Linked DNA regions of Mus musculus: regions 1, 2, 3, 4, 5 and 6 are each linked to region 7. The links are chromatin loops, found by intact Hi-C in ENCODE. Cell type or tissue: left cerebral cortex. All regions are shown on one strand.

Region 1 (4,000 bases), 57 kb before region 7:
AAGAGGAAAATGTTCTTTCCCTCACAATGTGTACATTCTAAGGGAGGTGATGTAGATTATCACAGGTAGTAACTAACTGTCTTTTTTCAGTTACAGATAATTAAAACAGCAAAACTCAGACATAAATGCATGAGGGAGGGCATTGCTGGGGAGGTGGCTCAGCCACTCCAGTGCCTTCCAGTGAGCATGGGAATCTAAACAGCCAGGTAAAGAAGCCAGGCAGGGCCACACTAGTGTAGTGAATCAGGGAGTGAGCTCCAGCCAGGCTCATTGAGAGACCTTGTCTCAAAAACGAAAGTGGTGAGTGGTTTTAAAAAGGACCTCTGGTGTACATACATATACCCACCCATCCACACAACCTCTGGTGTGCACACACACCCACACACATACAAGCTCCGGGGTACACACCTACACCCACACAAACACACGTTTATGTGTACATACAGCAAGAACAAGCGACTGAAGGAAGAGGAGGTCGGTGCGCTCTGTAGGTTGACTGGAAAAGGTCTATTACTTTTCTCAGGACCTTGACCAAATCTCTGACAGAAGGAAACTTTAAAAGGGAAGGACTATTTTGGCTGTAGTTTGAGGGAAATATAGTTTATCATGTCAGAGGAGACATGGCAGAAAGCTTATGGTCGCGTTGTGTCCTCAGTCAGGAAGCAAAGCGATGAATGTTCCTACGCAATGAGTTTTCTCTTTTCACCCTATCCAGTCCGGGCCCTAGCTCACGTCCAAAGTGGGCCTTTCTTCTTTCCTTAGGGAAATCTCTTTGCAAACACCCTCACAGACATATTCAAACATATGTTTCCGAGTCGACTGTAAATTCAGTCAAGTTGACAATGGCAGATGACCTCCCTGAGATAGCAGTGTCTGAGCAGAGACTTTGAGGAGTCCAAGGAGCAAACTGGACGTCTCGGTTGTTCCAAACCCATGAACTAGCAAATAAAAGCTGGGGGTAGAGGCCCAGCAAGGAAGAATTTAAGAGCAAAAGAGCAAAATGAGTGGCGGGCAAAGTCATGTGAGAGGACACCAGCGAGTTGAGCTAGAATAAGAGCAAGACAGCAAGGTGAAAACTTCCCAGAAGGTAGTGAGCAAAGGCCCAGCTGACCAGAAAGGGCTGCTTCAAGAAGGGAGCCCCTTCCTACTGCACCCAGTGGGGCAGGCAAGAAACCAGGCCAGCAAGTTAACTTATGGCGGCCAGAAATGGGAGCGCTAGAAATCCAGCTTCCTGGACTTTGTGGTCCCTTGAGCCCTTTGATGTCAGGTAAAAGGCAGGAGACAAACCCACAATAAGGATTAATTCGCTTTTTATTGCCCAACTTTCCAGCTTACTGTTTTAATACTGCAAAGGATAACATTTCTTAAATACCTTCGGGATTTTAAGATTTTTTTTTTTTTTTTAAGGCAAGAGCTGTTCGCATTAAATAACTCCTGACATTCACAAATTGGTTTAGGGGGTCAAAAATGTTTCTAAAGGCGTCCAGATAATACTACTACTTAATGTGTGCCAAGGGGTGAGATACTGAGGCCCAGAAGCTGAAGGGATAGATACCCTTTGAAGTCCTTCCCATCCCCCACCTCTGAGCAACAGCTAGTTGGAGGTAATAAAGGACCCCATGCATGCTTGTTGATGTCTTGGCTCCAGGGCTCTCAGAGCGAAACCAACTATCTCTTTAAGAAGGAAAGTGAAGACGGGAGGCTTACGCAGCTGCCGGCGAGCTGCCGACTGGCTCATCCCCCTCCATCCACCTCTCCTTCCCCGCCCTCCACCTCTCCCTCCCCGCAGCCCCAGCCCCAGCAAGCACCCGCTAGCCACCTTCAGCTGGGGCTCGGGAGAGCAATCCGGCTGCCCTCCTGGGGGCAGCCCAAACCATGGAAGCCTTCGCAGGTGATGACAAGGACCCCGGGGACCTCCGGGCCCACCGCCCAGCCTCACCCGCCGCACCCAGGAGTGCAACTGCGGGGGTGCGGGGCGCCGGCCAAGCACAGGAGCTGCCCTAGCCCGCGGCGGGCAGCGTGTCCTCCGAGCTTGCGGGCTGCGGCCACCGGCGCTCACCCGCCTCTGTCTCTCTCTTCCCCACCGCCGCAGGTTGCTGATCACCGCCAGGCGGCTGCTGCAGCGACTGCAGAGGCGCTGCGCCAAGCGGCGCGGGAGTCGTGCGAGCCGGCCGGACTGCGGAGGGCGAGTGGACCCAGGTGAGGAGGCCACGGCGGAGCGGGAGGGGGCCTCCGTGGCTCCGCGGCCGCCAGGGTCAGTTTGAGACCGCTTGCGGTGGCGCGATCCCGCAGAGGTACCAGGCGAGGAGGGGATTAACGTGACTCATCCCTAGCCTCCCTCCATTCCCCCACATCCTCGTAAGCACCCCTCTCCCTAGCGTGAAATTTACTAATTAATTAGAGGATGCTGTTTTCAGTAGGGAAGACGCCCAAGGTCTTTGACATCTAGTAGATGGGTTTTAGGGAACTAACCCCTCGCCCTTCTTGTTTGTTTTTCTCTTCTGGCATTCTGCAAACATGTGAGCTTCTCTTTGGAACCGCACAGCACACCCACCACAAGGTCAAGTGCCTGTGACTGCCTTCCTATCTTGCCCACTGATAAACATCAGAGCCTTACAGTAGATCTGGCAGAATTTCCCATGATCCCTAGAGTGAGAAATTTGCCTCAGTCTCCCTGGAGCTTCCAGGGTATCTGTTGTTTTCTCTTTCCACTCCCTAGCAGGGAGCCAGACGGCTTGCAACACCTGCCAGCCTCTAAACTCCCCACATTCCCTTGCTTCAACGCTGCAGGGGTGGCGAGGCTGGTCACATGCTGCTTGTTGCCTTGGCCTTCTCTGCCCACCTGGGGGTACTTGGGTGGGCTGGAGGAGTTTCCCAGAAAATGCTGGTCTCTGCAAGTCAAGGGGTGTAAGGAAGTGAGATAGGCTGAGGTTCTGGGCCTTAACTTGCTGGTTGGCTCCAAGTAGCCATCTTACTATTTTCTGGGGTGTGGGTGTCTGTTTGCTTGTCTGTTCAGTGCAGAGGCTGGGCTAGATGATCCGTACAATTTTAATATATCACTTGAGTGTGGCTTCAATAACTCTGGAGACTTGTCCATTAAAACCATTTAAGGTTCGGACCTTGAAATAATTGAGGTCCCCTTGGCCATTCTCTTTTGACTCTGGACTTCCTGAGTGGAATGTTGACCTTCTGGGTCTCACAACACTGGAAGCATCAGAGGATTCTATGGTAATATCCCTGCCCTGACAAGTTACTTACCTTCCCTCATTTGTGAACCTGGGAGATGGTACCGGCCTCAGAGTTCTAAGGGTGAGATGAGATTCATATGAAAGCTCTTGAGATAACGGCTTGACACACACAGTAGGTTTTCAAGGATTCAGAATTTGAAGGCAAATTAGGAGAGAGAGGAGTTCATGTTTGCCCCACCAGACTCTTCCAGAGCAACCAGAAGATGAGAACATTTCCGTCGCAAGAGCTAAGACAGTTCTAGCAAATGACAGTTGCCTGCAGTCATGTATAATCCAGCCATGAGCTTGGAAGACCCTGTCATCCATAGGTGGCATCCCATGGGAACAGAAGCACATGAGTCTTGAGTGCTGGCAGAGAGCAGGAGCCAGGATCACAGATCTCAATCTTTGCCTTCCCTGCACAATCTCTTCTGAGACCGAAGCAAGAGAGTCAAGTTCTGGGGCCCACATTTCCTATTCTCTGTTTCCTTCCTTCTTGTCATTTTCAGCCGACTGACCAGCCATCCTGTCTAGCTCTAGTTTATTCCAGCAACATAAAGGAGGCTCCCAACAGCGTGGGGTGGAGTTTTTGCCGCAGCACCAGTTAGGTCAAAAGAGTGGGATGCCCCCTCCCATCCCTTCTGTCCTAAATCCCTGCTGGACTGTGAGCTCCCTCTGGCAGAGGCCCAGTCTTTGCTTCTCTGTCTCCAGCCTCTGGCCCATGACAAGGCATAAAGTAGGTGCTTAATAAGTGTTGAGTTAAATACATTTGA
Region 2 (4,000 bases), 290 kb before region 7:
GAAAGAAGTGAGACGTCACTCATATTTATCATATTTGATTTGAAGCAATCGTGGACATGGAGAGATGGGGTCAAAGTAGCTGATGAGGGTGGTGGGTGGGAAGATGCCTCGGTCAGTGAAGAGCCTGCCACGAAGGCAGGAGGAAGTTCTGATTTTCAGCAGCCATACAAAAAGCCAGCAGTGTACGGTGTGGTTGTCATCCCGATGCCAGGGAAGCAGAGACATGGACTTGCCAGCCAGGCAGTTTAGCCAAGTTAGAGAGCTCTGGAATCTCCAAGAGACTCTGAAAACAAACAAAGCAGAGAGTGACTGAGGAAGACACTCAGTGTTGACCTCTGGCTCCCACATGCTCATACGCACAGGTGCACAGAAACACAAGAATACATATATACACCTGAATGTTTATTATATTCCTTTTTAATTTTTATTATAGACTTGAAACAGTTTGGGACAAAATGCACTTAAAGAAAAAAGAATTTAACTTCTCTGGTGCACCGGAGTAGGGAGTACTACAGTTTTAAAAAGATCATTGTTTTGTGTGTATGACTGTTTTGCCTGTAGGTACGTTGATGCACCACGTCTAGTGTTCACTGAGGTCAGGAGAGAGCATTGAGTTCCCTGGGACTACAGTCAACAGATATTTGTGAACCTGCCACGTGGGTGCTGGGTATTGAACCAGAGTCCCCTAAAGCAGTGGCCAATGATCTTCACCACGGAGCCATCTCTCTAGTTTCATGGGGATATAGTCACTTTTCCCCATTTCCTCCAGATCCCCTCTCCAGCCCCTCAACTTTAGGCAGTAGGTAGGGAAGGAAACATATTCAGGAGAAGGGGGTTTGGGAGCAGTGGAGACCCAGCCTCAGGCCCCGGGCCAGTCACTTCCCTCATTTGCTCCCTTGTTCTCAGGAAGGGACTGCTGAGTTATAACAGATTTGTCTAGGAAATGTCATTCGCCAGGTCCCCTTGCACTGTTAAGTGGTCACATGTCTAACCCTGGTCAGTGAGATGGGCATGTATGTCATGGGCCAAGAAGGGCCCACATGACTCTTCTCTCCTCTGTCTTCCTCTGTTAGAGTTGCAGTTTCAATGGCAGGAGCCTTGGCAGATCCCTGTGGCAGAGGGATCTTGAGAAAGACACAAGTACACTCATCACATGAACCCAGGGCTTTAACCAGAGGAGGAGAAAATCTCACACACCTTACCAAGGTCATTGGCCTTGCCAAACAGCAAGACTTATGATGTTGGGCAGGTCAGCAACGCGGTGTTATTGGCAATGAGGGTGCTCGCTCTGTGCTAGGCACCACGGAAGCCTGTGGAACTGAGCTGAGACCCCAGTGATAAAGGGCAAGGGGCCCTCAACTGACACAAAAGTGTTGCCATGGAAACTTAGACAAACTGCAATTACATCCTGTCACCGGAGTGCAAAGCTGGTTTTCCTTGCAAACAGAATTTGTGGGCTGAGATACCTTGCAATGGGGGTTTTGCCATTTTCTAGCTGAGGAAACCCAGGAATTGCTCAGGATAATACAGAGTCAGGAGGCAGAGACCTCCCACTATTGTCCCCTCCTCACCCCAACCCAGAGTGCCAGTGCAGGGCTTGTCTGTGACCAGCAGCAGGAGATGAAGCCATGGCCTGGCTTCCATCGGATTCAACATAGCAGGAGTGGCAGGCACCACAAAAATAAAGTCTGAGAAGACAAAAGTACCAGGAGGCCTGTGCGAAGCAAAATTGTTCCCAATGCCAGAAGAGCTTACAGATCTCTCAGCCTGACACCTGCAGTTTCCCTGGAGACCCTGAGACTACAAGGGGCAGGGACTTCTTCAAGGGCAAAACAAAGTTCTAAACCTAAGGAAACCCCTACTAGAGCCGAAGCACCCCTTGGAAGACACTGAGAGAACATGCTGAAGGCAAAAGACCCAGCAATCTGCTAGAGTGCCCTCTAGTGTCTCTATACTGTTATGGCATCTTTTGAATTTTCATAATTAGACTTTAATCGCATCTTTATCATTAGACAGAACAATGGTGTCCCCTCAAGGTCATAGGCATAGAAACACCAGTGCTCACCTTATGAACGAAAAGCCAAGACTCCTGGAGTTTGGACAGTGCTGCTCCAGAAAGATCCAAGCACAATGGTTCTTGAACTTGACTGTATCAAAGTTAAGTGGTTGGTTTGGGTCCAAGTCTGAAGTGAGCACACTGGGCATTTCCCATTTCACAGTGTCTTCCTTGCTACAGTTTCCTTTCCCTGAGCAAAGGAGCTGCCCACCAGGCACATGCTGTCTGGTCCTGGCTTGGTCCTGGTTCAGCCGGGCCAGTTAAGACAAACCTTTGGAAAGCGACCTTGGATGAGTGCTGGTGTTTGGGACTGTGCTCGGTAGCTAAGGACAGTGGCAGGTCGGGTGGTGCAAGGGTCTTCCCCAAGGAAAAGTGGCCACTGGTGGGCCCTGGCAACTTTTCTAGCAAATGCTAGCCCTCAAAACACCTGACTTTTGGGGCACACGTGGAGCCATCTACACTCTGGCTTGAGCAGATAGATCCACCATATGCCCCTGATCTTAGCGACCACTGGTCCAGATCGAGGCCTGTGCCCCAACAGAAACCATCTCGGAGTTTTCCTTTTCCTTAACTCACTAGGGGTGTGTGTTGTTTTTGTGTGTATGTGTGTTGTATTTTGTATATTGTATGTGAGTGTATGTCTTGTTTGTGTGGTGTGGTATATGGTATGTGGTATGTGTGTGTGTGGTGTAGTGTATGTGATATTTCATGCATGTTTTCTTTTCTGCTCTTTGGACCTATGCAGCTGTGGATGATGGAGGCTGGCGAGTGCTGCACAAACCAAGAACCTTCTGAGAGTGAAGAGCACACAGTGGCAGAGCCAGGAGCTACATCTGAGTTGGAAAGGGAGCCTCCATCACCTGGCCTGCCCCACCACAGAGGCCCTGTGCACTCTCCTCATTTCTCAAGGCATTTTGAGTTAGCTTTTCTGTCACTTACAACCAAATGACTTCTGACTAATACAGAAGCAGAGAGAGAAAGAGAAATAAACAAATGAGACGCAGAGAGAGAGAGAGAGAGAGAGAGGAGCATTAGCCAGGAATCTCACAAGCTCCAAAAGGCAGCAAGACTTCTAAGGGCCGTCCAGGCCCTCCCGGGGCTTGGCTTCCTTATGGCTCTGAAGAAAAGCACTTTTCCACTCTCGCTAATGCTTCTCTGTCAGCCTGTAATCAGAAAAGACCTAGCTCGATAGACAGCAAAAAGACCCTGGTGGGTAACTAGGCTTCTGCAAGACAGAGGGGCCTGCAGTACCACCTGCTCCACTGCCCTCCATGGCACTCTGGGAAAACCCTGGGTCCTTCTTCATGTCAGGTGAATCTTGGCCTGAAACCCTACCCTACCCTGGATCAGACACAAGCTTATAAATACGCACATTTGGGCTCTAATTGCAACCTCATGGGCTTTTTTGGAGCATCAGAGTCAACCCCATGTGATCCCCCTGAACAACCGTCTCTCACAATCGAGACTGGGCTTTCCCAGTGGAAATGCCAGTTGACCCCACAGGTATGGCTCCGCCTCATGCCAGCAGCTGAAGAGGGCTGAATGACACCCGAGTCACCTGATTTTCTCCTAGTACTTGGGAAACAAAGCATAATATCCACTTTAGGCTTGACAGTTTCCAAGGTGACTCTGGCTTATAACTCCGAATGCACTAAGAATCCCAGTGCAGAGCCATCCAGACACTCACTCAATGAACAGTTGCTAACCCTTTGAGACACTTTTTTTTTTGGTAGGGGACTGCTAAGGAGTTAATGGGTACATGCGTTGGGGGTGGCACAGTGTGCACCTGGGCAACATCTGTTACCACCCTGAGCCCCACCTTTTCTAGGTCGAAAAATGGCCTGATGGCACCTATCTTGCAGGGCTGCCAAGATGGAGGGAGACAATGTGTGCTGTGAGCTCAGAGCCCAGCACACAGCCAGCCTCTGAGAAACTGCAGCCATG
Region 3 (4,000 bases), 110 kb before region 7:
AGATAACTGATGTTGGTCAGCTGGAGCTGAGAAATTAGAGGTGATTAAGAAGAGAATAGCATCATTGAGGCAAAGTGTACTAGGAGGTGTTTCTTCAGAGCACACAAAAGCTGTGTTCCAGGGGCAGCTGAACTTGAGTAGTGTAAGAGACACCCAGGTGGCACTGGGTTTGAAGCCACGAACAGCTAGCTGAGGCTTTGCACTGTGAGTGGCCAGGAAATGTCATTGGTGAAGGTACAGCTTCAGTAGCAGTCGAAGGCACAGGATTGAAAGGGTCATGCTGAGAAGTTGAGGCTTGGCAGTGTGAGAAGCACCCAGGAAAGGGTATTGGTGAAAGTGCAGCCCAGTTGCAGTGGAAGACCTCAGCATTTTGGGGATGCCTGTCCCATGGGATGACCACCAAGAACAGCAGCAGCAATGAAGTGGATCCAGCTAGAGCCTGGAAGGTAAGCTATGTGTGCTGCAGAGGGTGGAGCTAGAACAGTAACTCAAGCTGGAGGAGCCCAGAAGATCTGAGTGAATCTGAGCCCAATTATTGGACCTTGTTATTCACACTGTTTGAGTTTGGCTTGTTTTGATCAGACTGTGACTCTGCCGTCATTCTCCCCTCTTGAAGAAAGTAATTTTTTTTTTTAACAGAGCCCATAGTTGAGAGACTTTGAACTTTTAGAAGAGATTTTGGATTTAAAAGAGACTTTAGATTTTTAAAGAGACTGGATTTTTAAGTGTTTAAATTTTTTAAAAATGTGAGACTTCTTAAGCCTGTAAAATGTCTCATATTGTGATGTTGATATCAATGTGTGATCTTGGGGACAAACAAGAAAGGAAAAGTTGTGGCTCAACAGTGTGGCAAGTTGACAAGAGTTCAGTTGCGCTGGCTAGTCTCATGTCAACTTGACACAAGCTAGGGTCATCTTCAAGAAGGGAAATTCAGTTGAGAAAGTGCCTCCATCAGATCTGGCTGCAGGCAAGTCTGTGAGAGATTTTCTTTTTTAGTAATGATGTGGGAGGCCCAAGTCCACTGTGGGCGGCATCACCCCTGGGCTATTGTTCCTGGCTTATATAAAAAAAGTCGATTGAGCAAGCTAGCAATCAGTACTCCTCCATGGCCTCTACATCAGCTCTTGCCCCTAGGTTACTGCCCTCATTTCATTTAATGATGAACTATGTTGTGGAAGCATAAGCCAGATAAGCCCTCTCCTTCTGGGCTTCTTTAGTCATGGTGTTTCATCACAGCAGTAGTAACCGACAAAGACAAACACCATGGCCAAAACAACTTACCGAAGGAAGTGTTTATGTGGCTTACAGTTCTAGAGAGGCTGTCATAGTTTGGAGGCATGGCAGCAAGCAGTAGACATGGCAGCTGGAGCAAGAAGCTGAGGCTCACTTCCTGAACCACTACAAGCAGGGATCAGAGAATGCCTGGGAATGGCAAGTGGCTGTCAAAACCTTGAATCTCATCACCCCCAACAATGGTATACTTCCTTCAGCAAAAGCCACCCAAACAGTGCCACCAATTTGCAAGCAAATATTCAGACCTCTGAGCTTATAGAGGACAGACATCCAGACCACCACGTCAAGCTTGTGTCTCTAACCTGCAGTGCCATCCTGCCAGCCCCTTCAGTTGTGCTGTTATATACATGAGTACAGGTGCCCATGGAGGCCAGAAGAGGGCATCGCATCCCTGAAGCTGGAGCTATGGCTGGGAAAAGCATGGTATTTATCACAGCAATAGAAACCTAACAAAGAAGCATGTCATCTAGCAATGATCTGAAGTACACAGGAGGTTCACCCAGGCCTTATGCAAACATGTTGCCATTTTCTGTAAGGCTCTCGATGCCCTTAGATCTTGGTATAGCCATCCTCCTTGAATACTGAGAGACAGTTGCCCTTCTGTGGCTTTTCAGTGGATGTTAAAAAAATATATGTCAGCACAAAATGAACTTTAATGCTTTAAAATAGAGAGCAAAAAAGTCAAAATGTATAGAAATGCCTTTGTACAAATAAATTCACAGTATATTAATAAAATATTTAAATAACTGTTTTTCGAAGCAAATACTGAGAATAATTGAGCCTACTTTACATTGTTGCAAATCACCTTACTGTATGGCTCAAAAGAAGACAACTGGATTCTCTTTTCTAGTTCTGTATTCAGTCTACTGAGCTATCACATGTCATTGGAAAACTCCTATGTATCCTAATAAGAAAATAAGAAAAAGGGGGGAAATTTTTACCTTAATCATCATAGGGCAAGTTGTTTTGACATTGCCAATACCTTGAAAGGTTTTGGGGACCCAGGCACTCTAAAGCTTTGCACTAGGGTGCTTCTAAAATGCTTTTGCTGTGGAGTTGGCTTAGCTTCATTGCTAGTGACAGAAGCCACTAGCATGCTAATCCCTGTCTGATTGTGGTAGCAATTCTTGGTTGTCAACTTAACTACATCTGGAATTAACTAAAACCCAAGTGGCTGGGTACACCTGTGAGGGATGGGGTTTTTTTCTTAATTAAATTATTTAAAGTTGGAAGACCCTCTTTTAATCCATATCTTTTGAGGTGGGACGAGACACCTTTAAGATAGGCTACACGTCTGGTAGCTTATAGAAAGGACGTGGAAGAAGGAAGCTTGCTCTCTTTGCCTGCTTGCTTTCACTATCACTGGCAAGTCCATTTCTCCACTGGCATTAGAGCTTACTTCTTCAGGAGGCTGACATAGTCTGAAGATCGGCTGAGACATCCAGCCTTGTGGACCGAACAATACTGGATTCTTGGACCTGCCTTTGGTAGACAAACATTGCTGGGTTAGCTGCATCACAGCCTGTAAGCCAGTCAATTAAATCCCCTTTCTCTATATAGGTCCATTCTATAAGTTCCGTTTCTCTTGAGAATCCTGACTAATACGCTGATTATTTGTTACCATCAAAATGAAAAGATATGGGGGTGGTATCTATGCCATCTTCAGAGCATATCTTCCAATTCATTCTGGAAAGGTGTGTGATTTACTTTCGGTTTCCTAGATTCAAAAGTGAGGCTTCAGGGGAATATGGCATCTGTGGCTTGTGTGACAAGGTAGGGGCTTGTCTCCACTGAGCCGGGAGGCAGACTGATGGCACAGACAGTGCCTGTCACACTCTCACTGACGCCCCCTTTCTCCTAGGCCGAGATGCAGATCCAAGACCAGAAACTGCTACTCACACTAAGGCATCTGCATAGCCTCCTGGAGGAGCTTCGAGCTGAAAGCACCCACTGGCAGGACACAAGGCCCAGCAGAAACACATCACCTTTCCGAGCAAGGCTGGGATCAGAGGGCAGAGCCTGCCAGCCTGTGCCGAGGCAACTGACCGAGCTGCTCCGAGGGGAAAAGAGCAGGCGAAGCTCCCTTCCGTAGCCAGCCAGAGGACGCTCATCAAAACCCTCCTACCACTAGTATAAATCATGTGTCAGCTGTGTGTCCTTGAATCTGTCATTTAACTGTCTATGTCACTTGCCAGAGGGTGTGTGTATGTGTGTGTGTGTGTGTGTGTGTAAGATAAATTATTGGAGGCATATATGCTTTGTAAGTACAACTCTGTTACATAGCTTCCAACAGGACGACACCATTTTTCACAGGGCAGTTGTTAAAGAAAGAGTATGATATACAAAGAGGGTTACCTACTGTTGCCTTGGCGAAAAATCAGAACATCTGTAATGACTTCCTATTTTCTGTGTTCCTGTTAGGCCTTCTTGTCCACCTTAATCTGATAGCAAAAGGTCCTGTTGCACCACAGATCACAGAGAGGAGCATGTCAGATATGTAATTCATGTTGGCTCGAACATCATAATTCATTATTGGCTTAATTCATGGGCATGCGACTCAACAAAGTCAACCACAAGCCTTCCTTGGGCTTGCTATCTGGATACTGCCAACCACACTTCTACAGTTAGATTGATTTCTTTTAGGCTGTGCTGATCTTTGCCAGTAAGCAGTGTAAGGTTAGACTCCAGAACAAGAGGTGAAAGGAGG
Region 4 (4,000 bases), 100 kb before region 7:
AACTCTTATAAAGAAGAACATTTAATTGGAGCTGGCTGACAGTTTCAGAGGCTTGGTCCATTATCAATGTGGCAGGAAACATAGCAGTGTGCAGGAAGACAAGGTGCTGGAGAAAGAGCTAAAAGTTCCACATCCTGATTTGTAGGTAGCAGGGAGAGAGTACGAGCCATCCTGAGCGCAGCTTGAACGCGTAAGACTTCACAGCCTGCTCCCACAGTGATGCACTTCCTCCAATAAGGGACACCTTCTAATAGTTCTACTCCTTATGGGCCAAGCATTCAAACACATGAATCTATGGGGGTCATTCCTATTCAAACCACCACAGTTGTTAAGCTAATTTTTAATTTAATTCCAACCCTACCATTTCTTGTATGTCTCTGTGTGTATATTTATGTGTGTGATATCCACCTCAGCTTTTGAGACAGTGTCTCTCAATGAGCTTGGAGCTTCCAGCTGACTAGCAAGTGATCTCCAGGGATCCTCCAATCTCTTCTCCCTTCAATGGGATTATAGGTGCATACCACATCGTCTAGCTTAAAAGAAAAAAAAAAAAAAACCTGTGTGTTCCTGCGTCTGTTTCTATTGGCCACGGAGCTATGGGGGTGGTGTTCAGGTGACCACAGAGGGATCTGGATCCCTGTTGTGTGACAAAACTTTTTCTGGGGAGACACAAGAGAAATGTCTACTCACCCCAGATAGGGAACTGACAATAGACTTAAAGTACTGATACCACCAGAGTCCAATTTGGTGAACCAATGGCTTTTATTGGGGTTGTTTAGAGGAACATGGCTAAAGGGTGACTTAAAATAAATGACTCAAAGACAACTGTATCATCAATACTCAACCCAGCATGTGTGACAACTCACAAATCTGGGAACGTGGAAAACACTGCACAGCCTGCAGACAGCTCAGCCGACTGGAGTGTCCTTTCCAGGTGCTTCCGTTGCGCTCACCTCTTCCAAGCAGTTCAGCGGGTTTCTGTTTTTTTCCAGGCAGCTGGTCTGGTGTCGAAAGTCTTCTGGACAGCTCAGCTTCCTTTTGTCTCAGATGGATTCTCAACTTTTATTGTTCACTCTTACAGGGAGGAGACCAGTAAGTCTTGTCAGTTTTAGGAACTTCCTGAAGCTATTTTGAGTTGTTTACCTTTCTGTTTAAGGAGCTTCCTGCAGACTGGAATGTTTTAATCTTGGAGGAAATTGTTACACAATTCCCTTAAAGCTGGAGTGGGTGGCAGTTGTGAGGTGCTTGACCTGTGGAACCAAGCTCTGAGTCTTCTGGAATAGCAAACACACTTTTAACCACCAAGACATCTCTCTAGCCCTCCTGTTTTTCACACTGATGCTTGAGATGAGAACTCAGGTTCATGCTTGTGTGGCAAGTACTTTATGGGCAGAGCATCTCTGCCATCCCCTCATTTTTTACATTTTGTTCTTTGGGCTTCATTCACCTTATCTCCCCATATATAAAAAGAGAATAATAATAGCACTATTATTGCACAAATGAAGTGGAGCCATTCATATATAGCATGTCATACAGCACTCCACCCTGGAAAGACAGATCATTGGCAACTTACTCTTCTTGCTGTGGGGTGAATACTAACCTGTGAAACAAACGGACAAGCTTGCTAATAGCCATCATCAAAAGACATACCTGCCTGGCTATACAAAGGAGAAAGAACAGTGCTCCCCCGACCACCATGTCTAGTGACACTGCTGCTACCTTATGCCTGTTCCAGTTTCCCATAGGTAACTCACAGACAAACATAAATAAATAAATAAATAAATAAATAAATAAATAAATAAATAAAATGAAATAAAAAAACCCTGCCATCCCCACTTTCACACTTATCTTGGAGATCGACCCAGAGCTCTGCAGCTGCTCCTCTGAAAGATTTTTTTTTCTGGTCCAAGACCCTCCACCTAAAACTGGTGTTTAATTCTGATGCAAGGTCAGAACAAACAGACTGAGCCCCAGTGGTAGAAACAGCATCCTGAGCACTGGTTGCAGAAGGCTGGGAATTGATTCCATCCAGATCAGCCAGTGAGCACCAGAGGGAGCACTTAGATCATGATCTTAGAAAGGAAAAGGCAGGGCTTTGTCCACTAAAGCAGCAAAAGCAGGTATGCAGAGTCACCCCCGTCTGACACCCAGGGTGACAGTGTGATCAGATGCTAACAACTCAGGTACAGGAAGAAGAGCCATTCAATACATGAAACCCACAGTGGCTTGAGGCAGCAAGGCGGGGCTAATGCTAGGCTAATGATAAATGATCAGGTTGGTTCTGGTCTTGAGCCATCCATGACACCTGACCAAGCATGTATTCTTATGTATAAACTGCCCAAAACTTCAGATGGTAGCAACAATCATTTTATGCATAGTCACTTTGGCTGCTGTAAACCATCTCCCCTGGGTCTGGGAGTTGCCTGGGCTTTACCCACTGGGTCTCCCTTTGAGGGTGTCGGATGCCCTGGAACTGGAATTATAGATGGTGGAGCTGGTGATAAAACTCAGATCCTCTGCAAGAGCTACAAGTGCTCTTAACAACTAAGCCAGACACACGTCCAGCCCAAGTAATACAGTTTTCCTATGTTTCTCATTGCTCTTCTGTAAAGTGGAGATATTAAAAGAAATGACCTCACAGGGCTCTTGAGCAAAAGCAGTGTATTGGCACATTCCTGGCACACAGAAAGAACTCAGTGTATCTTGTCGTAATTAATAATAATGGGGGCCAAGGAGATTCGCCAGTTAATACAGTGCTTTCCATGCAAAAATGGGGGCACAAGTTCAATCCCATCACCCACATAAAAATCTAGGTGCATTGGTAGACACCGTATCCTGATGAGGTGGAGAAAGAGGATCTCTTGAGGCTTGCTGGCCAGCAAGTCTTGCTGAACCAGCAAGATCCAGGTTCAATGAGATACAGTCTCAAAAAAAGTAAAGTGAGAAATTGAAGAAGACACACACATACACTAATGACCGCTACCTTTTCTTTTATATTTATTTTATCGGGGGCAGAGTACATGTATGTTACAACACTCATGTGGGGGGTCAGAGGACAACTTGCAAGAGTCAATTCTTTTCTTTAATGATGTGGGTTCCAGGGATGGAACTCAAGTTGTCAGGCTTTGTGGCAACGGCTTTTATCCACCGAGCCACCCTTTGACCTTGACAGTTACAACTTTGGAGTTAGGATGATTACAGTGTTTGAAGGTACAGTCTTACTGCCTATCTTCAAGTCCCAGTTCTGCCATTTACTAATCGTGTGCTCTTAGGCAGGTCATTAAACACCCTGTCCCTCAGTTTACTTGTCTGTAGAACAAGGCTAACACTGCCTGTCCCTTAGGGTTGAGGTGAGGAGTAAATGAAGTAGTAGGACACAAAGCATTCACACCAGTGCCTGCCACCTAAGAAGGATTGCATCAGCATCATACAAAGCTACTCATTGTCATCTTCAGTCATCCACTCTATCTTCCAGTGCCATGTACAGCAATGCGATATGTAATGATATGATTGAACGGAACCCAATCAACATCTCTGCAAGACTGATTTTACAGCCCCATTTTATGAGTGAAGAAGCTAACAGGTGACACTAAATTTCAGTTCCAACTCCTGTCTAAACAGAGCTCTTGTCATGCTCCTGAGGTTCTCATTAGAACACTGTGGACAGTCATGCCATGGGACAGAGGAGGCGGGGGTATCAGGAAAGCCAGGCTCCTGCCCTTTCCTACTGCTAGCATCTGGAGCAAAGCAGCCTTCAGCAACTGTAAATGACACCCTAGGATGATGCTGCTGGAGCCAGAACCTGGTGTCCCCAACCATGCATGACTGTCCTGTCCTCAGCTCATCTCAAGCTCTATTATGAGATGACACTTCCACCCTGCTCTCCTCTCTGTCTGTCTGGTTTGCCTTCCCAAGCCCTCAGTTCTGCTCTTTCACCGAGTAAAAGCCAGTTTTCCTAACTCAAGATCAAAGTGTTGTCCAGGCTGAATCCCTCTGGGGG
Region 5 (4,000 bases), 160 kb before region 7:
GCCAGGGTTCTGCTAATGGTGTGGGATCGAGATACCTGTTTAGAAACTCATTTTAACAGTGAACTCAGAAATGACCCCAAAGTTTTTACCTAGCAATTCCACTTTGGGCATCTTTCTCCTGAGGTAAAAACCCACAATATATGTAGAAGAGTTTTGTGCACAAAGGTGTTCATTAGGAACCCCCTGTCCACAGCAGTACTCACTCTCTGACAACACAGGAGATAAAGGCTTCTGTAGTTGCAGCCTCTCTCTTAGCTTCGTAAGTAAGAGGTTTCACTGCCTTGGACCCTGTACATTTTGTTTCTTGCTCTGGAGACTACCACCTCCATCACATCACACACACACACACACACACACACACACACACACACACACACACACACATATATATATACCTTCTGCCATCATTCCTTTAGCCTGCCCCCCTCCCCCGGTGTGTGTGTGTGTGTGTGTGTGTGCCCTGACTATCCACCCCACCTGCCAGACAAGTCTAAATGATAGCTTTCTATTCTATTTTCCATCTGGTACATACCATGTTTGGTATTTATGTACTTATCTGTGCTTGTATTTTCACCCTGGACTGTGAACACCTTGAGGTAGATGACTTTCTTTCTGTTCCATTTTGTCTTGGTTGCATGTGCACAAAAGTGTCTGACTGTATTATTTGTACTTGACTTTTTCCATACCACGTGTTTGAAGGGCTTTACATAACACAGATAGATATACCTCATTCTCTTTCATTACTCTGTATTACTTCACTGTCCTTGCCCTTACTGATGAACATTTAGTTCTTTTCTAAGAACTGGGTTCTTAGGTGCAAACAATTCCTTTGGGTTAATTTAAACATTAAAAGAATGGAGTTAGTTCATTAAAGTAGGTTCAAATCTAGGCTTCCAAAAGCAGTACCCCAAACCCTAGAAACCACTGTTGCTTGGCCCCTCAGGCTGGGTGTGGGTTGGTATTCAGTCTGCAGTGCTCCATGCTGTGTGCTGCTCCCTTCCTGAGCAAGATGCCTGCCCTTACTGGGCCTGTGTTTCTATGTTGCTCCAGGTTATGGTTGTGTATTCACGGGGTACTTCAGTTCCTTGCCCACCTTCCCCTGTTACCAGTAACCTGGGAAATATACCCCATCTCTCATTTTCTGTTTTCACTTTTCTAGGAACTTGGCACACAGCAGGTGGCAGACTTGACCCTGAACTTAGATGATTATATTGATGCAGAAGACCTGAGTGACTTCCACAGGTACTTCTAAAGGAAGTCTTTCCATGAGAAAAGGCAGAGGGACTCAGTAGCAAGAAATAAGGACTGGTATCAAAGTCCCCAGAGACAAGTACGGTTGACAGAAGAACTTGCCCTAGGCGCAGTCTGTTCTCAGTTCCCTCCTTCTTACATATCTGTTTGTTTGAAGACAAGACTCACATAGAAATGTCTCATTAAGTAAAATCATGCATTTAAGAGTGCACAGAGGCTACCGTGGCTATAGTCTTGGGGCGAGGCTAATGCTTCAGTCAACAGTAAGATCCCTGGGGCCAGCAAGTGGCTCAGTGGGTAAAGATGCTTGCTGGTAGAGGTGCTTGTGCACAGACATGACAACCTGGGTTCTGTCCCTGCGTCCCATAGTCAGCAGGAGAGAACCATGACTGCAGATTTGTTTTCTGATCACACATGTGCCACGTGTGTGACACTTTAAAAAAAGAATAATTCCTTATTGAAAGTATGCTTAAATCAAGTACATCTTCATTTCACTCCCAGCTTTTTTTTTTTTTAAGAGTCAAAATTTAGATCCCATCTGCTCACCGTTCCCACTCTTGTGTGACACCAGAGAGGTTCCTCAGTCATAAGCCATATACCTACACCCACATCACCTCCATTTTGGGGTCACTCTTAGTGTTGTGTGGTATGCGAGGTTGGACATACACACAGTGGCATATGCAGTGTTTCAGTGTCATAGGCCATTGTGTTACACTGTAAGCATCCTTGTGTTCTTCCCCTCACCCCCACCCCCTGTCCTTGGAAGCATTGGTCCTGCTGTTGTCTCCATAGTTTTACCTCTTCAGCATGTCATGGTTGGAAAGGAGTCCAGACAAACTGTCTTCCAAAGCGGCTGTGCTGCTCTGCATTCCTGCTGTCAGGGAATAAGGAGAGCTGCTGCTGCCCAGCCCGTGCCCTGTCAGCATTCAGCAGTGTAATGGTGGCTTTGCATTGTGTTAAGTGAGGCAGGGTGTGAGTCGTCTTTCATGGGCTTATTTCCCTGTGTAGTTCTTTGAGGAGGCTGTTTAGATCCTTTGCTCAGTTTCAACTTCGCTTGTTCCCTGTCTCACTCGGTGTTAAGAGTTGGTTGTGTAGTTTGGGTGGCAGTCCTCATTGGCCGCTTCTCCATGTGTTCTCTCCCTGTTTGTGGAGACATTCCGCTGACTTCCTAATTTTGAAATTTGAAGAGAGACAGTTTGCAAAAATACACAGTAGATACCCATTTATCTATTACCGAGATTAGCCAATTTTTAACAGTTGTTTTATATTCTTGAACCATCTGAGGGTTATTTACTTTGTTCTTTAAATTCTGCAGCATGGAACAACTGTGTGTGTGTATGTGTGTGTGTGTGTGTGTGGTGTGTGTGTGTGTGTGTGTGTGTGTGTGGGCGGGGGAGGGAGAGAGAGAGGGGGTAGGAGGACAGCCTCAGGAGTAAGTCCTCATTTATAACAGGGTCTCTCTGTTGTTTTGCACGGTGTACACAAAGCTAGCTGGCCTACGAGCTTCAAGGATTCCTATTTTTGTATCCTCTTTGGCTGTATGGTCACTAGAATTGCAGTGCATGTTACTGGGCCTGGCTTTATAGGTCCTAGCGTCCTCACACTTAGTGACAAGTGCTTTATCCTTCTTCCAACACCTCCACCTTAGACTAGCAATTTCATAGGAATATCATCTGTCTCAACTTTGAACAATGATCACACTTGAGAATGTAGCATCAGTATATCATTTAATATGCAGTCTACATTCTGATTTCTGCACCTATCCCAACAGTGTTCTTCAGAGCGGATCTTTTAGGTTTTTTTCTTAATCCACCTAAATATTTCCTATTACATTAATTTTTATGTCTTTTTAATTAATTTTAACTAGCACAGTTTCTAGACATTTTTTTCATTTTCTTGTTTTTTCAAAACTTGAAGTAAATGTGTGTGTCTGTGTGTGTCTGCGTCTGTGCCTGTAGGGACCTTGCTAAGTAGGTCAGGATCCTTGGACCTCCATGGCAATTTGTTCTCCATTTCTAAATTTTTTCACTTGAAACATTTTATATAAATAGAATTAATATGTAGTCTTGGGCTTGGCATTTTTACTAGCATAATACTCTTGTGATGGATCCATCTAAAGTGTAGTGCACTTTAACTGTGCCTCTTGTTTACTGAGTATACTTTATGTTGCGTGTACAACAGTTGATTTGATCACTCACTGGTCAAAGGGTAAGTTAATTGACTAGATTGTGTCTAGTTGGGCAATCACAGATATGGATGCCATAGCATTTGAGCACAGGCTGTATGCAGCTGTGCTTTTTATTCTCTATGGGGGACCCCAGAGTGTGGTGGTAAGGTCATATTTGGTTTACTTTTGGTGTTTTCTGAATCATTTATATCCACTCATTATGAGTGCACCCACTTCTCTGCATCTTGTCCTAGCATTTTATTTTATATTATTTGTTGAATGTGAAGTTGTCTCTCATTGGGATCATTAATTTGCATTTCCCTACTAGTGAATGAAATTTTGAGGTGTTTTGTTTTGTTGAGGCAGGATTTCCTTGGAAATTTGTCATAGGCAAAATGTTTCATTCCTCACCTTTTAATTGCTGTGATTTTCTTCTTTTCCCTTTTCACAGTGCCTGTAGCTGCCAGTGTTGTTAAATTAGAATTGCCACAGAGTTTCCTTGTCATGTTCCCACAGTTAGGGGTAGAGGATGCAGTTTCCATCACTGATTGTATTGTTAACTATGGGCATGTGGCAGATGCT
Region 6 (4,000 bases), 61 kb after region 7:
GTGGGAGCTCTCCCTTTTCAGAGGAGAAAGGGACGAGGAATGAGAGGAAGATCTGTGTGTGAGAGAGGAGAGGGGGGTTTATGTTGGCCGTGAAGTGAATAAATTAAAAACAAAAACACCTCTACAAAAAATAACAAAAATATCCAACAATGAAAAAAGAAGAATGTATTCATTTAGAGGTATAGGTTCACTGTGTCAGGGTCCTGGTCGCAGGAGAGGTGAAAGGCAGGAAGGGCCCGATGGCTTCCAGAAATAAGAAGCCCAGGTGCTCTGAAAGCCTATCCAAAAACAGAGGGCTCTTTGGGTTTTGGTCCAGGGTCCTGGGAGCACGTGCCTATACGCCCTTGGACAAGGCCAAATAAATTCCTGTCTGGCTGCTTGCTTTTTCCCCATTCCTCAATCCAAGGTCAGGCTTCCACACAGGCTTCTCAGTCCCTAGAGTAGTTAGTTCCCTAGAGTCCAGGCCAGCTGTCTATGGGCTATCCTGTACCCTTGGGAGGCTCTGTAGAGTCCTGGGGTCCAGACCTTCCTAGGCACCGAGTTCTCTCTGTGCCTACAACATCTCTCTCATACTAGGTTTGTGTGAGGCAAAGGCCTAGCTATCACTGACACCACCTCCAAATTCTCTAGCTGTCTCTAGGAGACCCCACTTCTTGGCCAAGGGGAAAGGAAATCTTGTTCCCCTTCCTTGGAGACCTAAAGCCTTTCAGCAACTTTGAAGAAAACTCTTCAATAAGTTGGCCTTGTTGTGGGATGAGAAATATCACATAACCCTTTCAATCTCTTTGCAAGCCCTGTGTGTGGACAGTACCTTACCTTGGGCTGTAGGGATGCTTGACCCTCTTTTGTCTAAGGGACCCAGTTTCTTCGTAGTCTCACAAGGTCACACTAAGCACCCCATTATAGTCTGTTCAGCTGGAACTCTCCTTGAGTCATGAAGGGTCTGCTCAGGGTAGAGAGGGCATGAGGATAAATGTATATGATGATCCTTGGTTTCAGTCTTAGTTCTGTTAGTATTACAGATAAGCCCTTGAGAAGGTTTCACCTCTCCAATTCTGTGCATCTACAGTTACTTATTGTATAAGGTACCTGATATTTATAAGGCACAGTTTCTCCCTGGATAAATATAATCAAAGCACTTGCCTCCTAAGTATTCAATTAAGGAGGTCATGCCTGCCCAAGTGCTCACACTAAGGGCTCAATAGATGGCAACTATACTCATTAGAAAGTTCTTCCTAGAGTCGAACATTTCACAGATCTCTTTAGTCCCCTCAGTGTAGGGACCACGATAATTTCTCTACTGAATGAGATACACAAAACTACAGAAGCTTAAGTGACTGCTTTAAGGTCATACCTAGCAGAAAATGGAACCTAAACTCAAAGCCAAATCTGCCTGTCTACACCACCTGTCTGCTAGATCTGGCTCTTATGGGAAAGTTTCTTCCCCCAACCCTAACTCTCTGCAGCTGTCTCTGCCTACTTCCCACCCTCACCCTTTCTCTCTAGGGTCTCTTTACACAGCGCTAGCTGTCTTGGAACTCACAATAGATTGCTCTGCCTCTGAGTACTGAGATTAAAGGCATGTACTACCATGTCCAGTGGCTTCCTCTTTTTCAAAAAAACCAATCTCCAGGCATCCTTTACCACCCAACTCTCAGGTGCTCTCTTCTAGACTCCTCCATACTCCCTTGCCATCACTGCCACCTCTGTCCTTTGGGCCTTTTTCACAGCAGAACAACCATGAAGTCTGGCTTTGCAGTACAACAGTGAATGGTTCAAATGTAGTTCTGCCCATTTTTCCATTGGAGGTAAAGTACAAAGTTAGTGTGAAAATAATGGCAGTAGCTGGCATTCTTTGTGGTAGCTCAAGTCCTGGCAACAACCTCAGGTTCTCAGTAGGCAGTAACTGGTAAGCCAGGTGCTGAAACATTCTCTTCACAGCATGTCTCACCTCCTAAGTTCATCTGGTTTTAGTCTGCATTTTTTTTTTAAACCATCTGCACAGAATGAAGCTAGAGTAACCAATGTTCTTTAAAAAGCTACCTCTCTGGCTGAGAGCCTACTGGGAAGATTGTGAGTGGGGGTGTATCCTTTACATAAGAATCTCAACTCCATTTCAATTTCATCTGCCCCACTACTGCTGAACATAGCCAGGTGTGGGTGAAGAATACCAAACACCCTGCCTTGGTAGAGGTTAGGCTCTAGTGAGGGCCAAAGTAAACACACACACAAATGGACAGTATATGTTGTATCAGGCAAGGAGCAAATAAACAGGCCAGAGAATGTCGGGGAGCTGATAGTAGTAGGCAGGAGCTGATCCTGCAAGGTCCCTTAGGAGTTTCCAGGCACAATCAAATGCACACAGGGCACTAGAGAATCAGGCCATAGCATATGGTTAATGTGGTGAAAGGAGCCCTCTGCTGGGTGAGACATGATGTTGGTTAAGGGCAGATCCATGGAATTACTGCTTACTCCACATGAGAGATGAAGGAAGCTGGCCAGGGAGCTAATGGCAAGTAGCACCTAGGTGGCATCGAGGGATAAAGGTACTGACACAGGGTCTACCAGGTTCCTTGGAGCAGCCACGAGGCCCAGCAGGTGCCAGAGAGGCTGCTGCCGTGTGGGGAAGGACTCAGTTCTCTTTAAGGGTGGCCACTGGGAGTCTGAGCATGCTCCAATGAGTATATGGGAAACACAAATTGGACTTGGAATAATTTGGGTGTATGCAGATCAAGGGTGGACCTGCGAGGAATGGGGATAGGAAGCAAGTGTGAAATCCCCAAATTATTAAAAATACCATATTGGGGGGAGGGGGGGGAGACAGAGCTACTGAGATTGATCATGTGCAAGATCTGGCTCAGACTGGGAACAGGTAAGATGCTTCGACCATGTGCTTTCTACCCTGCTTCTCAGGCTTGCTCTCTCTGAAAGGAGCTAGGAAGACAGTCAGACCATTAAAACAGAGCCACACCCATTTGTAAGAAGGAAGACCTTTTATTTGGGCCTGAGAAAGGGTCTCAGATAGTAGCTGTCTTGAATCTAGTGGTTAGAACAGAGCAGGTTAGAAAGAGGGAGCAGCAGGGGGCCTATGTTTGTACCAGTTGCTCTTAGTAAATTCCAAGTCACCCTGAAGAGTCTGGCGGAGAGGGGCATGCTCTATTGTATTGATGGCAGGAAACAGCTAGTGGTACTCTGGAAGGAACTGCGGCAGTATCATCTAAAGCCAAGAATGTGCTCAGTCCCTGCCTGCATGCTTCCTTCCTTCCTTCCATAATCATCTTCTAAGGAGGAAGAGATGTATATAACTCTACTTGTGAGTTGGTTGGTGTAGTAAGATCAAACATGTTTCTTTGAACAAGCTTGAACTGCACTTGTTAGAAAAGGCATCATGAAACCTGACATGGAGGTATAGTAACTTCCAGACCAGCCAGAGCAAACAGTGGGATCCTATCCCCCACAACAGGCATCATAATTAACTTACCTTTACTCTGGTGAATAAGAAGTACTCTTCCGACAGATCAAGACATGTCCAGGCATTGTAATGCATGCTAAGCACAGCCTACTTAGTTTCAAGTGATTCCCCTACTTGTCATGCAATGCTAGGATGATCCACAATGATGCAGTGGAGAACTGCCCTCAGTTCAACAGCCCTAGAGTATCTGATGAAAGCCCATCTGGGTGGACAGATGTTTCCACCTGAGCCTCCAGAACAGAAGCCTGAAGCTGGAAACAGCCTTCCTGGGCATGGAGCCCATTCTATGCAGTTCCTTTGGCTGTGGGCCAGGCACAGAACTGGGGCAAGTTCAAGCAGCTGCCATCCATATTTACTTCACAGGCAGGGGGAAAACCCAGGACCCTTTGCAAATCATTGAGGATGTAGGCAAAACCAGGTAGTGGAAGGGGCCTGAATTATGTAGGAAAGCCTGGGCATTAGAGCATGGTCCCAGGAACCTTGCCCATGCACCCTACCATTTGCCAAGTGTGACCTGGGCCCTGTGAA
Region 7 (4,000 bases):
TTTTGCCCTGTCAAGACCTGATCATGGCTTCTGTGGTCTCAAGACTCTTTCCCCTAACAAAGTTTATTCCTGAAAGGTATTTTTGTGTCAGCTCCTTTCCTAGATCAGCCAAATCATCTCACTCACTCATGTACCCACTTGTAGCCCCTCTTATCTGACATGAACACATGAACAAAATCTGAAAATTTAAAAAGTCACTTCTAATTTGTACTGAAAAATATAAGTAGCATGGTCAGGACTCCTTCCTAGATGGGGTTGTACCTGCTTTCTTATGACTCAAGTACCCAACCAGCCCTTGGCTGATTTTTGTTGCCTGCCTGGCTGCTAGGATATCTGCAGTTCCTTGTCCTAGGCTAGCCTTTGGGGGCAGAAATGGGGATCCTAAGACAAGAATTTCCTAGGGGCAGGAAGCATATGATTCTAATCTCCTTTTAGAGCAACTTCAGGAAAAGACCCCTTCATCTGGGGTCTGCCCTACCATGTACACCCTCCTGGAGACTTTTAACCTTGAAATAACACTCAGCAGTTACCATCTACCAAATTATACTTTGCCACCAGTATGCACTATGCGGATGCGAACCTAAGAGCCACCTGTATCCTTTTTTTCCAACAGTACAGCAAAGGAGCAGATGCGTTTTGCCCTCTGGGAGAAAACAGGCTCAGAGACCCACTTCCTGGAACACTTTCATCACTGCTTTAGCAAGAAATGGTACAAATTCTTTTTACTGAAAACTGCTGTCCTTCCCCTCACTAAAAGGCATCCTTGCCTGGGCAGTAACTCAAGATGAATCCCAAACCGTCTCTTTCCTTTAAAAAAATGAAAGCACGTGGGTCAGACACCGCACTCTTCATGCACCGAATACCCGGGAGAGACTCAATTGTCCAGGGCCTAGCCTCTGTACGCCCCTACGTCACGCTCTTCCACGACCCCAAGCTGCCTTCACTTCCCTATCCAAGGATTCAGAACTTAGCCGGAAGCTGCGTCTCCGCTTGTAGTCTATAACGCCTGCGCAGAAATCCTGCTTAGCTACTGCGTGTGGTGCCCCTGACGCATGTGCACCAAGTCTACTTGCGTGCGGGCGCGCGCGGGGTTTCGGGATGGGGCCTGTGTTCCCAGGATGCCCCACGGCTGCGGAGTCACCTTGACAGCTTTTTTTCTCCCGGGAATTGCAGAATGTGCCTGCGCCGGGCTTCAGACTTTCCAAAGAGACCCGCAATGCAGTGGAATATGCGACCGGAAGGCCAGCCTGCCTCTGCAGCCCTCCTCATGCATTCCTAAAAAAACTTAGAGGCCGCGGTTCTTCCGAAGGCCCCTTGGGGCTCTATGCTCGTCAGACCATTTGATTTACAATGGGTGGGAGAAGAAAGCAAGAGTCGACACCCCGCCCCGCTGCTCGTTCTGAAAAGGAGATCCCCTCTCCCTTTGATTTAGAAGCGCTTTCAAGTCCCTAGGTGGTTGCTTCTGGTGCCTTGCTCTCAGGATTGTGGCCTGGCGCCAACTTTTGACCTGCCCTAGTTGAAGATGCAGACGCACCAACCACCAGAGTTAGAACCATTGGGCGTCTGCTGCCTAGGGAAGTGGACTTGCCCGAGGGTATCACTTCCTACTTAAACCAATCACCCTCTCAGGCATTGGTATGCAGGTGAAAAGCTAGAAAATCAAGGAAACCTCCAAGACTTGCCCGTGGCCATGAAGGATGGAACGTTTAAGCCAGTGAGAGTAGAGTGTGCTATTCTGAATAGGGAGGCGTGGGCATAAATTCCCTTTTGGATATTTATTACTTTCAGGTGACTACCTTGAAATGTTCCCAAATCTTGATAGCAGCCCCACCAAATACTCTTATGAACTGAGCCAGAAATCAGGGACTTACCCTCAGACCCTGCCTTTACCTGTTGGTGACATCATAATTAATCTCAGATTTCAGCATGACTTTAAACATTTCATGACTGACCCCTGGTGGACATGTCGTTCTTACCCCCATTTACTCATGCATTCCCTTCATTTCAAATAGCTTGCTGATTTTAAAACTCAGCTTGCTAATCCATGCCTTCATGCCGTGGCAGAGCTGTTCCCTCTGCCTTAAATGCCATCCACAGTTCACGTGGTGAATTGGTCAGTTCTAAGCCTGCCCCTAAACCCTACACCCACACAAACCCCAAGGATCTTCGGATTCACTGGTCATTATTCATTCCACACGTATTTAGGAAGTCCATACTCCGAGCCAGGCCTTCCCTTTTGCATTACCTAGGCTGAAATTCCACCATGCTATGTTGGTTTGCTGGCCATCCTTACTAGCCAGTGTGAATCACTAGTGCCAAGCCCTGTGTCTCCATAGAGTAACAGGAGAAAAGCAGACACAGGGCAGAGAATCCCGAAAACCTAGTGTGTAGGTAGCTATTTCCTCCGAATTGAAACAACGTTCCCTCCTGGGAGGGAGTGGGAGGCCTTTGAGACTCAAGAACCTAAGGAAGCATAAAAGACTCTGAGCGCAGAGAGCTGATTCACAGAGCCCTCCCCAGGCTTATGTAAGCAGTGCACAGTTGCGAGGGGAGAGGAGGTTCTTCTCTCTGGGGTTGTCACCAATGCTGGGGGGAACTGCCTGCATCACCTAGGCTCCTTTAATCCTACTAAACTCCTTGGTTTACCACAGTGAGCATGGACTAGTTTATTTTAGTTCAGCAGTTCTCAACCTGTGGGTTACAACCCCTTTGGGGTTGAATAATCCTTTCACAGGGGTTGCCTAAGACCATCAGAACATCATGATTCACAACAGTAACACATTTACGGTTATGAAGTAGTAACAAAAAAAAAAAAATTTACGGTTGGGGTGGTCACCAGAACATGAGGAAAACTGTATTAAATGTCACAGCATTAGGAAGGTTGAGAGCCACTGTTTTAGTTGGTGTGCCATTGGTTCTTTGAGGTGAATAGGTGTTTGTACACATCTCCCCAGAAATGTCATCTGACACCTTGATAAACATTTTCCCACTTACCACCTGTAGAAAGCCTCTTAAAGAAAAACTAGGTGTAGGGAGGGAAACTCCAGCCCTAGTGAGATACACAGAAAGTAGTGTGACAGCGCAAGAGCTTGCTCAGTTCCTGCAGGTAGCTGACTCTCGGAAGGGACTTGCTCCCAAGGACTTCCCTCCCCTCACTATCGTTCGATCTCCATCCCAGAGCTTTCTATACATCTTCGTATTGTAAGCAATAACAACACAGTATATCAGCAGTCAGGCCCTGGGGAATCAGCAGGGCTGGAAAGGGGCCCATTAGCCCCCATCTTTGAACTTACAGAATAAGAACACTTTGTTCCAAACTGCTGGAACTCTGGGACTCCCACTTGTTCCTGTGGACAACTCATCTATCCTTCAGAAAACAGAAGCGTGGGTTAATGTGATGGAGTAATAGCTTCTGTAAGGCCAAATTAGCCCAGGGATCTGGTGAATCGGCAAGGAGGAGGCTGTTGCTAAGCCACAAGCATGTACCTCCTCCTTCCAGGGCTATACTGTGCCAGAGGGAACGGGACTCAGGAAATTCTGTTCTCCCAGTGAAGGTCCAGGGGAGGCAGAACAGAAGCCAGGCTTTAGAGAGGCTCAACCTACTGCTTGCCTCTGACTATGAGAGCAAAGAATGGACTAGGCTCCATGTCCGATATAGTTATTTTGTAACCATGTCCGATATAGTTATTTTGTAACTATAGTAAAATAACAGTTACTTTAAGCAGAGTTATCTAGGCATGAGAAGACTATTTAAATGGGTTACACATGGAGAACATTTAGCACAGTGCCTAGCACAAATAGGCAACTCCATAACTGTCTGCTCATCCCACCTAGGGCCACCTCCTAAGTCCAGGCACTGTTTTGGATGCCCACAGTAAGAAGTGAACACAATCATCACTCTTTGATGTAGGGACTTTGTAGTGAAGAGCTGGATTAAAAAGCCCCAAGACTTTGTGGGCTGTGTCAGGTGGTGGGAAGAACTGGGGAGGAGAATGAAGTG

The links. Peaks named below come from ENCODE experiments on the same cell type or tissue, not always from the same donor. Only the 100,000 strongest peaks of a DNase experiment are listed, where the experiment ranks them.
Region 1: it touches region 7 in a loop (8-fold over the local background); 8 of 42 quality-filtered maps call a loop at or near these places.
Region 2: a loop joins it to region 7, with 3 times the contacts of the local background. A loop is called at or near these places in 2 of 42 quality-filtered maps.
Region 3: a loop joins it to region 7, with 8 times the contacts of the local background. A loop is called at or near these places in 14 of 42 quality-filtered maps.
Region 4: a loop joins it to region 7, with 8 times the contacts of the local background. A loop is called at or near these places in 14 of 42 quality-filtered maps.
Region 5: it touches region 7 in a loop (2.3-fold over the local background); 6 of 42 quality-filtered maps call a loop at or near these places.
Region 6: a loop joins it to region 7, with 7 times the contacts of the local background. A loop is called at or near these places in 4 of 42 quality-filtered maps.

What each region holds. Positions count from the first base shown.
Region 1 is chr2:151,630,347-151,634,346 of GRCm38, reverse strand. Snph (syntaphilin) reads left to right here and starts at 1,754. Exons shown (of 6, transcript NM_198214.3): 1 at 1,754-1,891; 2 at 2,093-2,199. In left cerebral cortex, a CTCF peak has its summit at 2,108; DNase peaks (open chromatin) are centred at 1,709, 2,038, 2,707 and 3,553; H3K4me3 peaks cover 2,732 bases; H3K27ac peaks cover 2,617 bases.
Region 2 is chr2:151,860,383-151,864,382 of GRCm38, reverse strand. The region is part of intron 1 of Rspo4 (R-spondin 4); the gene reads right to left. Among named protein-coding and RNA genes, the nearest start is that of Rspo4, 19 kb to the right of the region's middle. In left cerebral cortex, a CTCF peak has its summit at 1,947 (motif pointing left); a DNase peak (open chromatin) is centred at 1,898.
Region 3 is chr2:151,680,229-151,684,228 of GRCm38, reverse strand. It overlaps Tmem74bos (transmembrane 74B, opposite strand), which reads left to right. Exons shown (of 2, transcript NM_001378411.1): 2 at 3,155-4,000. The coding sequence ends at 3,385. Among named protein-coding and RNA genes, the nearest start is that of Tmem74bos, 3.9 kb to the left of the region's middle. In left cerebral cortex, a CTCF peak has its summit at 1,670 (motif pointing right); a DNase peak (open chromatin) is centred at 1,684.
Region 4 is chr2:151,674,469-151,678,468 of GRCm38, reverse strand. No RefSeq gene overlaps it. Among named protein-coding and RNA genes, the nearest start is that of Rad21l, 7.9 kb to the right of the region's middle. In left cerebral cortex, a CTCF peak has its summit at 2,009 (motif pointing right); a DNase peak (open chromatin) is centred at 2,053.
Region 5 is chr2:151,731,464-151,735,463 of GRCm38, reverse strand. Psmf1 (proteasome (prosome, macropain) inhibitor subunit 1) reads left to right here. Exons shown (of 7, transcript NM_212446.2): 3 at 1,160-1,242. Among named protein-coding and RNA genes, the nearest start is that of Psmf1, 7.8 kb to the left of the region's middle. In left cerebral cortex, no CTCF peak of the experiment used is centred here; DNase peaks (open chromatin) are centred at 1,762 and 2,009; H3K27ac peaks cover 330 bases.
Region 6 is chr2:151,512,115-151,516,114 of GRCm38, reverse strand. No RefSeq gene overlaps it. Among named protein-coding and RNA genes, the nearest start is that of Gm52533, 4.4 kb to the left of the region's middle. In left cerebral cortex, a CTCF peak has its summit at 2,417 (motif pointing left); DNase peaks (open chromatin) are centred at 2,025, 2,348 and 3,741; H3K27ac peaks cover 1,114 bases.
Region 7 is chr2:151,573,264-151,577,263 of GRCm38, reverse strand. The region is part of intron 1 of Sdcbp2 (syndecan binding protein (syntenin) 2); the gene reads right to left. Among named protein-coding and RNA genes, the nearest start is that of Sdcbp2, 2.6 kb to the right of the region's middle. In left cerebral cortex, a CTCF peak has its summit at 1,976 (motif pointing left); DNase peaks (open chromatin) are centred at 1,055, 1,980, 2,474 and 3,422; H3K4me3 peaks cover 1,252 bases; H3K27ac peaks cover 3,493 bases.